Linked DNA regions of Mus musculus: regions 2 and 3 are each linked to region 1. Evidence: chromatin loops called from intact Hi-C (ENCODE). Cell type or tissue: left cerebral cortex. All regions are shown on one strand. Each heading gives the region's core, and the rest is flanking DNA. Links, peaks and the distances in the headings are about the cores only.

The links. Hi-C counts contacts between places; a loop is a spot of excess contacts. Peaks named below come from ENCODE experiments on the same cell type or tissue, not always from the same donor. Only the 100,000 strongest peaks of a DNase experiment are listed, where the experiment ranks them.
Region 2: a loop joins it to region 1, with 2.9 times the contacts of the local background. A loop is called at or near these places in 7 of 42 quality-filtered maps.
Region 3: a loop joins it to region 1, with 10 times the contacts of the local background. A loop is called at or near these places in 21 of 42 quality-filtered maps.

Annotation. Positions count from the first base shown.
Region 1 is chr3:15,846,035-15,849,802 of GRCm38, forward strand. It overlaps Sirpb1c (signal-regulatory protein beta 1C), which reads right to left and starts at 2,453. Exons shown (of 6, transcript NM_001173459.2): 1 at 2,307-2,453. The coding sequence starts at 2,379. In left cerebral cortex, for the core only: no CTCF peak of the experiment used is centred there; no DNase peak of the experiment used is centred there.
Region 2 is chr3:15,330,525-15,334,292 of GRCm38, forward strand. It overlaps Gm9733 (predicted gene 9733), which reads right to left and starts at 1,778. Exons shown (of 3, transcript NM_001076679.2): 1 at 1,626-1,778. The coding sequence starts at 1,698. In left cerebral cortex, for the core only: no CTCF peak of the experiment used is centred there; no DNase peak of the experiment used is centred there.
Region 3 is chr3:15,574,354-15,578,121 of GRCm38, forward strand. Sirpb1b (signal-regulatory protein beta 1B) reads right to left here and starts at 712. Exons shown (of 6, transcript NM_001173460.1): 1 at 525-712. The coding sequence starts at 597. In left cerebral cortex, for the core only: no CTCF peak of the experiment used is centred there; no DNase peak of the experiment used is centred there.

The sequences.
Region 1 (3,768 bases), core at 513-3,012:
AAAAATTGAAAAGCTTCTGTAAGGCAAAAGACACTTTCAATAGGACAAATGGCAACCTAGATTGGGAAGAATCTTAACCAACCCTACATCTGATAAAAGATTGGAAATATTGGGAAAAATCTTTACCAAACCTACAAGTGATTAAAAGCTTATATCCAGAATATAGAAAGAACTCAAGAAGGTAAACTCCAGATAATAAAATAACGCTATTGAAAAATGAGGTACAGAGCTAAACAAAAAATTCTTAACTGAGGAATCTCAAATGGTCAAGAGGAACCTAAAGTAATGTTCATCATCTTTACTTTCTGGGTAATGAAAATCAAAATGACACTGAGATTCCATCTCACAACAGTCAGAATAGCTAAAATAAAAATTCAGGTGACAGCAGATGCTGGCAAGGATGTGGAGAAAAAGAAACACTCCTCCATTGTGGGTGGGATTGCAAGCTGTTACAACCACTCTAGAAATTAGTCTGTGGTTCCTCAGAAAACTGGACATAGTATTACCAGAGGACTCAACTCTACCACTCCTAGGTATACACTCAAAAGGTGTTCAGACTTATAAAAGTACACATGTTCCACTATGTTCATAGCAGCCTTATTTATAATAGCCAGAAGCTGGAAATAACCTAGATGTCCTTCAACAGAAGAATGGTTACAGAAAATGTGGTACATTTACAAAATGGAGTACTACTCAGCTATTAAAAACAATGACTTCATGAAATTCACAGGCAAATGGATGGAACTAGAAAACATCATCCTGAGTGAGGTAGCCCAATCACAAAAGACCACACATGGTATGTACTCACTGGTAAGTAGATATTAGGTAAAAAGCTCAGAATACACACAATAAAACTCCCAGATCATATGTAGCTGGAAAAGAATGAAGACCTAGGTATTGATGCATCAGTTCTTCTTAGAAGGGGAAACAAAATAATCAGGGGAGGTAGATAGAGGGAAGGAGAGACCTGGGAGGGAAGGAGGGAGGGAGGGAGGGAGGGAAGGAAGTAGGAAGAGGAGGAGGAGGAGGAGGTAGAGGAGGAGGAGGAGGAGGAAGAGGGAAAAAGTGACAGGATTGGGTATAGGAGTAGAAATACAGAGGGTCAGGAAAACGAAAGGATATGTGAAGCAACAGCAAATGGAGAACTGGGTGTAGCCAGTTGAAAGTGCCAGATTCCAGGAATGCAAGAGGCTCTCAAGACCCAGTAGGAATGGCATAAGCTGAAATACCCAACAAAGGTGAGAACCTGTAGAGACTATATCCAGAGGTTAGGCACAGCCCCCAGTTGAGGGATTGGCAACCCACCCATCTCAAAAATATTAACAAAGAATTGTCCCTGTCCTGCAGGGATAAAGAATGGAGCAGAAACTAAAGGGAAGGCTATCCAGAGACTGCCCTACCTAGTAATCCATCCCATCTGCAGACATCAAACCTAGACACTACTGCTAATGCCAAGAAGTGCTTGCTGACAGGAGCCTGTTATAGCTGTCCCCTGAGAGGCTCTGTCAGAGCCTAACCAATATGTATGAGGATGCTCACAAACATTGGACTGAGCACAGGGACCCACAATGGAGGAGTTAGGGGAAGGACTGTTGAAGCTGGAGGGGTTTGCAACCCTATAGGTAGAACAGCAATTTCAACAAACCAGAGCTCCCCAATCCCAGAGCTCCCAAGGACTAAACCGCCACCCAAAGAATACACAAGGAGGGACACATAGCTCTAGCTGCTTATACAGCAGAGGATTGCCTTATCTGATATCAATGGGAGGGGAGCCTCTTGGTCTTACGGAGGCTTGATGGACCAGTGTAGGGGAATGCAAGGGTCGTGAGATGGGAGTGGGTGGGTGGGTGGGTTTGGGAGCACCCTCATACAAGCTGGGGGGAGTGGTATAGGGGTTTACAAAGGGGAATCTTGGAAGACAGATAATATTTGAAAAGTAAATAAATAAAATAATCAATAAATAAAAAGAAAGAAAAGAAAAAGAAAAACCTGACAACATACTGGCACCATGCAGGTTATTACTAGTCCTGTTTGAAACAAATAGAAGGAACTAAAGCTCACTGGAGAGGGTCATGAAGAGCAGGGATATGTGGAAAACTGTTATAGATGAATCATTTCTACTCAATGTATCAAAGCTATAAGCTCACATTCCAGTTCAGGCAGTGCTCAAAATTCTGGCTCTATTATGTGAGACAATATTCTTACCTCTCCTGTGACAGTTCAGATAATTAACTGGAATCCTTTACTTTCAATGGTAAGAGTAGCTCTGAAGCAGGGAGATGATTCTATTGTTGGGGCATGCTCACCTTTAAGTCCCAGAAGCAGGATCAACAGCAGGACACAGTGAGGAATGTGGGTCCAGGCATCTAGGAGAAGCATGGTTGGTGTTAAGAACCCTGTTGGGACCAGAATCAGTTCTCATGAGATCTCAGGTTCTTACACGTAGAGAAAGGAAGTATTGTGACTTGTTCTGCATAAAGATCACTTCAATGTTATGTGAAAACAGGAACCATACTGCTTATTTTGAAATAGCTAAACAGTGTTGCATACAGCTTCAGGGAAGGAGTTCAGATTTACCATTTGTTTTTAGAGGGACTCAGATATGCATAACATAATCCTTTCTCCTTCTTTTGACCCTGAGCTTGTGCCATGTTGTCTCGAGTGTCTTGTCTTGGTAACACACCAGTTAGAATCCAGTACAAAAGAATGTTTCCCAAACACCTAAGATACTAGATGTTGTTGATTTGTGTCATATTCTTTTTCAGTGTCACATAAAGTTCTATCTCATATAATATTTGTAAGATCAGCCCAATGCTGGAATAAACCAGTGGTTCTCTGGGAATGATCCCTTGGATGTCCTTTACTGATATCAGTAAATGTAGTCCAAGAGAAACTTAGGAATCTTTTTGCTACACAAGCACAGTAAATTATGTTATAATTAGTATCAATTGCCAACTTCTCACAGAAGAAGGAAGCCACAAGAGACATCAGTGAGAAATTGTTGAAGTCTGACTATATCTTAGCCCATCTGTAAGGGATTATCTCAAGTTAACTGATTTGGGAAAACTCATCTTAATTTTGTGTCAAATATTGTCCTACATAGAGCATCTTGAAGTGTAAAATAGAGCCAGTAGAATACTAGCATGCATGCATTAATACATTGGTCTCTGCTGCTGTCTGTGGATATAATGTGACATCCTGAGTCAAGATCTTGCCACCCTGACGTCTTTGCAATGGAGAACTGTTATTTGGAGTTCTAAGCCCAAAAAAACCCATGATCTCTTAAATTGTCTTTGGCAGGGTATTCAGTCATATCATTTTGATTTCTTCTAGATAGCAAATTGGAACACTTTAGTAATTATATGCTTAATGGAGTTTGAAATGGTAAACTGCAAAGAATATTAAATAGCTTATTTTTGGAGCCAGGGAGGACATAGTGACACAATGATGTCAGAGTCCATTTTAGAAAGAAATAAGATATTTCAATTCTTACTCTATGGAGATAGGAACTAGGGAAAGAGGGGTATAAGTGCCTTCATCAATCTCAGATATGTTTGTAGGTTAATGAGCAGGAAAGCTAAGCCTCAAGATACAATTTATTTCCTGTAATGCATATATAAGAGCTGATTGCCAGATACGGCAATCCTCTGCTACATATCCAGCTGTAGCCGTGAATCCTCCCATGTGTACTCTTTGGTTGGTGGTTTAGTCCCTGCTTATCAGACATCAATGGGATGGTAGCCATTTGGTCCTGTGGGGGCCCAATGA
Region 2 (3,768 bases), core at 823-3,322, 520 kb before region 1:
ACTGAGATTTGGGGGAATCCATCAGAAAACCATGAGGTAGGAAGACAGCAGTAAAGCAAAGAGTGGCTGGAACATGAATAAAAAGAATACAGCAGGGCCATACATCACTGAGATATGCCCTTCATCCTTCTGGCCATGTAGGCTGGTAACATTTAGACAAAACAAGTTGTATTTATATACTTAGGAACATATAGATATATATGAGTAAGTGTGTGTATGGGTGTGTGTGTGTGTGTGTGTGTGTGTGTGTAAAGCACTTAAAGAAAGAAATAAACAAGGGCTATGGACTTGAAAAAGAGACAGCAGAGAAATGAAGTAATTATATATTAATTTTAGAAAATTTGAAATACAGAAAGCTTCAGGAAGTGTTAAAAGAATCAGCAGGACTATTCTCTTACCGCTACTCCCAGGTGCAGAGAGAGTGTAATGAGGACATTTAAAAATTAAACTTTTATCTTGTTAGACAATATAACACATGAGCCAAAGTGGAACCTGAAGGTTGCTATGCCCAGACCTAAAGCCACGGAATCAGTAATAGAGTCTTCCTCACCACCGAAAAATGAACAGCTAACAAATATTCTTAGGTGAACCGTGAGCAGGGAACACTCAGTGTGTCACTAATCCTGTTTGCTACAAGTAGAAGGAAGGAAAGTTCACTGGAGAAGATTGAGAAGACCAGGGACATGTGGGGACCTGTTATGGATACATTGCTTATACTCTACATATCAATGCCATAATCTCATGTGCCATATAGTGACTATATATGGTGGAGAGTATTTAAGGAGTTAAAATCAATAGAAGTCATTTGGGTGAGTATTAACCCAATGTGATTGGTTTTATTTCAGGAAGTAGAAAATATCCACAGAGAAAGAATGAGGTAAGATAATACATAAAGACAGAAAGAGAAGGTTTAATTTATAAAGTAGAAGCATCTTGGAAAAAATATCTCTGTGGGCACCTTGACTCTGAGATTCCAGTTTTCAGAATTTTGAGGAAATGAATGTCTACTCTTTTGACCACCACACTGTGGTACTTGTTACAGCAACCACAGCAGTAAAATACAGCGTTAGATGAGAAAAATATTAGTACATGCTTGTCATGGAAGCAATAACCATGTGAGAAGACTGAGATCAGTTGAGGGAGGAACTGCAGGCCTGAAGACAAAATGAGAAACCTACGCAAGACAGTATAGTGGCTGAGTATTGCCTAACATGCTTCACCTAGAATCCTGTCAGTGGTCTGCATGTCAGCCTCAGTGTTTCAGGAAATGAGCAGAGAGTACTGAGCTTAGTGACAGGTAGCCCCGTCAGCTTCATTGGCAGTGACTCCTGGCTCTGATGGGCCTAAGAGATACAGTAATTTAAGTGAGATTCTGTGAACCAACTTTTATTAGGTGAAGTATTAGAAATCATGCTTTTTGAAGCATTTTTTAATAGGATGTTCTAGCTAAATGCTGCAACTTATCAACATGCTGAGCAGTGCTCAGGATTCAGGTAAAGACCCGAGACAACATGCTGGATTTCTCTCCTGGTGGCAGTTCAGGTGGTTACCCTTATTTCTGTAGTTTCAATAGCAGAAGATAGTCCAGAAGCAGGAAGATGATGCTATTGTTGTAACATGCTCACCTGTAAGTCCCAGGAGTAGAGTCATGAGCAGGGTTCTGTGGAGAGTATGTGGCCGGAAGTCCAGGTGATGCATGGTCAGGGTTAAGGAGTCTTTTCTACTTTCTCGTGAGGTCGTAGCTTCTGGCTGAAGAGAAAAGATGTACTGTGGCTTTTTCTGCAAACAGGATATGTCAGTGTTATGGAGAAACAGGAACAATACAGGTTATTTTGAAATAGATTCACAGTATTACAAGAAGCTGCAATGGAAGAGTTGTTTTTAACAGTTATTTGCAGAGAAACTCAGATATTTATACTTTAAGTAATCCTTTCTCTTTCTCTTAAACCTGTCTTGGATTCCTGTGGTTTCAAGATATCTTGACTTAGTAACTCCCCAGTTAGAATCCCCAAAAAAGAGTGTTTCCCATACACCCAAGTCTATATATCATTTTCCAGTGCCACATAAAACTTCACAGTTAAGGCCATATTTGTGAGAACAGCTCAGTGCTGGAGTAAACAAGATGTTTTTTCTCATGATCCTTTGAATGTCTTTTACTAATATCCTGATAAATGTAGTCAAAGTGAGACTTAAAGGCCTTTTTTGCATACACAAACATGTAACTTAGTATATGTTACAAATAGTATTAATTCTCAACCAGGCATACAAGAAACAGGCCACTAGGAACATATGTAAGTTTGATAAGGTTTAGAAGGCCTTTTAAACCATCTGAGTGGGATGTCTTTAGTTAATTGGTTTGAGAAAACTCATGTTAATTTTGGACAAAATTATGTTCTAGGTAGGGCATCTTGAACAATAAAATGGATAGGGTTAGATGAATTATAGCATATATGCATAAACTCTTTGCTCCCTACTCTTATCAATGGATATATAATGACTCCATGCTTCAAAATCTTGCCACCCTAATATCGCTACAATGATAAATTATAATTTGGAGTTGTAAACTCAATAAATCCGTGATCTTTTAAGTTGCCTTTGCCAGATGTTTCAATCATATCATCCTGATTTTTTTTTTCAGAGAGGAAATGGGAACCTTTTTTTTTTTTGTTGTTGGATATTTTATTTATTTACATTTCAAATGTTATCCCCTTTCCTGGTTTCTCCTCCTCAAACCCTCTATCCCATCTCCCACCCCTGTTTCTGTGAGGGTGCTCCCCCTCCCACACACCTATTCACTTCTGCCTCACTGCCCTAGCATTACCCTACACTGGGGCATCAAGCTTTCACAGAACCAAGGGTTCCCACCCACTGATGCTAGATAAGGCCTTCCTCTGCTACATATGCAGCTGGAACCATGGGTTTCATTCTTTGATTGATGGTTTAGTCCCTGGGACCTCTGGTGGTCTGATTTGTTGATATTGTTTTTTGCCTATGGGGTTGCAATCCCCTTCAGCTCCTTCAGTCCTTCTCCTAACTCCTCCATGGGGTTTCCCATGCTCAGTCCAATAGTTGACTGCATCAACATCTGTACTGGTCAGCCTCTGGCAGAGCCTCTCAGGAGTCAGCTTTTGACTTCTTTAAAATGGGAACATTTTAATAAGTATATTCCTTTTTCTTCTTTTTTTTTTAATTAGATATTTTCTTTATTTACATTTCAAATGCTATCCTGAAATTCCCCTACACCCTCCCTCTGCCCTGCTCCCCAATCCATCCACTCCTGCTTTCTGGCCCTGGCATTCCCTTGTACTGGGGCATATGATCTTATATTCTTAATGGAGCATGAATGTGTACATCAGTATACTCTGAAGGAAACTGAGTAGATTGCTTCTTGAGACATGGAGAACTAGTTGAAACAAGGATGTCAGTTTCTATTTTGTTAGAAAGAAGATATTTCAATTCTTACTGTGTTCAGATAGGAACTAGGGAGAAAGACGTATAAGGGTCCTCACTAACTTTAGATATGTGCTGGGAAAAAGAGCAAGAAAGCTAATCGTCAAGACCAAATTCTCTCCTATCTAATCCAGGTGTAAGAAATGTTTGCTTTGGTGTTTTAGGGGGTGGAAGAGCTAATCTTGGCTGTGAACACGATACCAGGGTACCTGAGAACAGGAACCTCAGTTGAGAAATTTTCTGCTCAATGCTGCCCTATGGGTATATCTGTGGTTTACTCTTTCCATTGGAAACTTAGGAAGATCTAGCTCAATTTGG
Region 3 (3,768 bases), core at 823-3,322, 270 kb before region 1:
GGGAGCCTCTTGGCCTTATGGAGGCTTGATCTGCCAGTGTAGGGGAATGCAAGGGTGGTGAGATGGGAGTGGGTGGGTGGGTTTGTTTGGGAGCACCCTCATACAAGCAGGGAGGGAGTTGTATAGGGGCTTACAAAGGGGAATCTTGGAAGAGGGATAATATTTGAAAGGTAAATAAATAAAATAATCAATAAATAAAAGGAAGGAAAAGAAAAAGAAAAACCTAAGAACATACTGGCACCATGCAGATTATTATTAGTCCTGTTTGAAACAAATAGAAGGAACTAAAGCTCACTGGAGGGGGTCATGAAGAACAGGGATATGTGGAAAATATTATGGATGAATCATTTCTACTCTATGTATCAAAGCTATAAGCTCACATTCCAGTTCAGGCAGTGCTCAGAATTCTGGCTCTATTATATGAGACAATGTGACAGTTCAGGTAATTAACTGGAATCCTTTGCTTTCAATGGTAAGGGTAGCTCTGAGGCAGGGAGATTATTCTGTTTTTGGGGCATGCTCACCTTTAAGTCCCAGAAGCAGGATCAACAGCAGGACACTATGAGGAATGTGGGTCCAGGCATCTAGGAGAAGCATGGTTGGTGTTAAGAACCCTGTTGGGACCAGAATCAGTTCTCATGAGATCTCAGGTTCTTACACGTAGAGAAAGGAAGTATTGTGACTTGTTCTGCATAAAGATCACTTCAATGTTATGTGAAAACAGGAACCATACTGCTTATTTTGAAATAGCTAAACAGTGTTGCATGCAGCTTCAGGGAAGGAGTTCTGATTTACCATTTGTTTTCAGAGGGACTCAGATATGCATAACATAATCCTTTCTCTTTCTTTTGACCCTGAGCTTGTGCCATGTTGTCTCAAGTGTCTTGTCTTGGTAACACACCAGTTAGAATCCAGTACAAAAGAATGTTTCCCAAACACGTAAGATCCTAGATGTTGTTGATTTGTGTCATATTCTTTTTCAGTGACACATAAAGTTCTAAGTTTGGCTCATAATATTTGTAAGATCAGCCCAATGCTGGAATAAACCAGTGGTTCTCTGGGAATGATCCCTTGGATATCCTTTACTGATATCAATAAATGTAGTCCAAGAGAAACTTAGGAGTCTTTTTGCCTACACAAGCACAGTAAATTATGTTATAATTAGTATCAATTGCCAACTTCTCACAGAAGAAGGAAGCCACAAGAGACATCAGTGAGAAATTGTTGAAGTCTGACTATATCTTAGCCCATCTGTAAGGGATTATCTCTAGTTAACTGATTTAGGAAATCTCATCTTAATTTTGTGTCAAATATTGTCCTACATAGAGCATCTTGAAGTGTAAAATAGAGCCAGTTGAATACTAGCATGCATGCATTAATTCACTGGTCTCTGCTGCTGTCTGTGGATATAATGTGACACGCTGCATCATGATCTTGCCACCCTGATGTCTTTGCAATGAGGAACTGTTATTTGGAGTTCTAAGCCCAAAAAAACCCATGATCTCTTAAATTGTCTTTGGCAGGGTATTCAGTCATATCATTTTGATTTCTTCTAGATAGCAAATGGGAACACTTTAGTAAGTATATGCTTGATGGAGTTTGAAATGGTATACTGCAAAGAATATTAAATAGCTTATTTTTGGACATAATGATGTCAGAGTCCATTTTAGACAGAAATAAGATATTTCAATTCTTACTATATGCAGATAGGAATTTGGGTAAGATGGGTATAAGCGCCTTCATCAATCTCAGATATGTGTGTAGGAAAATGAGCAGGAAAGCTAAGCCTCAAGATACAATTTATTTCCTGTAATGCATGTATAGGAGCTGTTTGCCAGATAAGGCAATCCTCTGCTACATATCCAGCTGTAGCCGTGAATCCTCCCATGTGTATTCTTTGGTTGGTGGTTTAGTCCCTCCTTATCAGGCATCAATAGGATGGTAGCCACTTGTTCCTGTGGGGGCCCAATGACCCAGCGTATGGGAATACTAGGGTGCTGAGGTGGAAGGTGGGTGGGTAGGGGAGCCTTCTCATAGAGGCAGGGGAGGGGGATGGGATGGAGGATTTGTGGAGGGGAAATGAAAGCAGGATAATATTTGAATTGCAAAAGATAAAACAACCAATGAAATGAATGAATGAATGAATGAATGAATGAATGAATGAATCAATCAATCAATCAATAAATAAATAAATACTATTTGATTTGGTATTTCAGTGTGTGCAAATGTTAATCTTGACTGTGAACTCAACAGCTGAAAACAGGAACCTCAATTGAGCAATTTCCTACTTTATGCTGCCCCATGGGTAGCACAGACATGACTAATAAAATGGAGCAAGAGCCATGAAGCCAGCACATATGTTTGACAAAGTCTGGCAAGGCTGAGCCAAAGGCTGTTTTAGCCACTGTGATATCTTTCACCTTGGGTTTCTGAACTCTAATTGCTTCATTTTTGCTACAGTGAAATAATTCTAGTGGAATATGATGTTGTTGTTCTGAAAGCATATGAAAGTTAACTTTGAAAAGATTTTTTTTTTAGTCACATAATGAATTGTCCATGAAACTTTGTCCAGTGTCATAATATTATACACTAAACAAGTAGGGAATGGAAATGTACTTGTGTGGCTGAATTTGTGCCTTCTGTGCCCTTAGTTCTTATACTGAGAAGAAAATATATCCAAATAGTAGGAGAATTACATTTGTATTCATCAGTAACATAACCACTGACAGTCATTGCTCATAGTAAGTCCAACAAAGACTAATGAGCATATCATGTGAGTTCTTTTGTGATTGGGTTACCTCATTCAGGATGATACCCTCCAGGTCAATCCATTTGCCTAGAAATTTCATAAATTCATTCTTTTTAATAGCTGAGTAGCACTCCATTGTGTAAATGTACCACATTTTCTGTATCCATTCCTCTGTTGAGGGGCATCTGGGTCTTTCCAGCTTCTGGCTATTATAAACAAGGCTGCTATGAACATAGTGGAGGATGTGTCCTTCTTACCGGTTGGGACATCTTCTGGATATATGCCCAGGAGAGGTATTGCAGGATCCTCCAGTAGTACTATGTCCAATTTAATGAGGAACCGCCAGACTGATTTCCAGAGTGGTTGTACAAGCTTGCAATCCCACCAACAATGGAGGAGTGTTCCCCTTTCTCCACATCCTCACCAGCATCTGCTGTCACCTGAGTTTTTGATCTTAGCCATTCTGACTGGAGTGAAGTGGAATCTCAGGGTTGTTTTGATTTGCATTTCCCTGATGATTAAGGATGTTGAACATTTTTTCAGGTGTTTCTCTCCCATTTGGTATTCCTCAGGTGAGAATTCTTTGTTCAGCTCTGAGCCCCATTTTTTAATGGGGTTATTTGATTTTCTGGAGTCCACCTTCTTGAGTTCTTTATATATATTGGATATTAGTCCCCTATCCAATTTAGGATAGGTAAAGATCCTTTCCCAATCTGTTGGTGATCTTTTTGTCTTATTGAAGGTGTCTTTTGCCTTGCAGAAACTTTGCGACTTTATGAGGTCCCATTTGTCGATTCTCAATCTTACAGCACAGGCCATTGCTATTCTATTAAGGAATTTTTTCCCTGTACCCATATTTTCAAGGTTTTTCCCTACTTTTTCCTCTATAACTTTCAGTGTCTCTGGTTTTATGTGGAGTTCCTTAATCCACTTAGATTTGACCTTAGAACAAAGAGATAGGAATGGATCAATTCACATTCTTCTACATGATAACCCCCAGTTGTGCCAAAACCATTTGT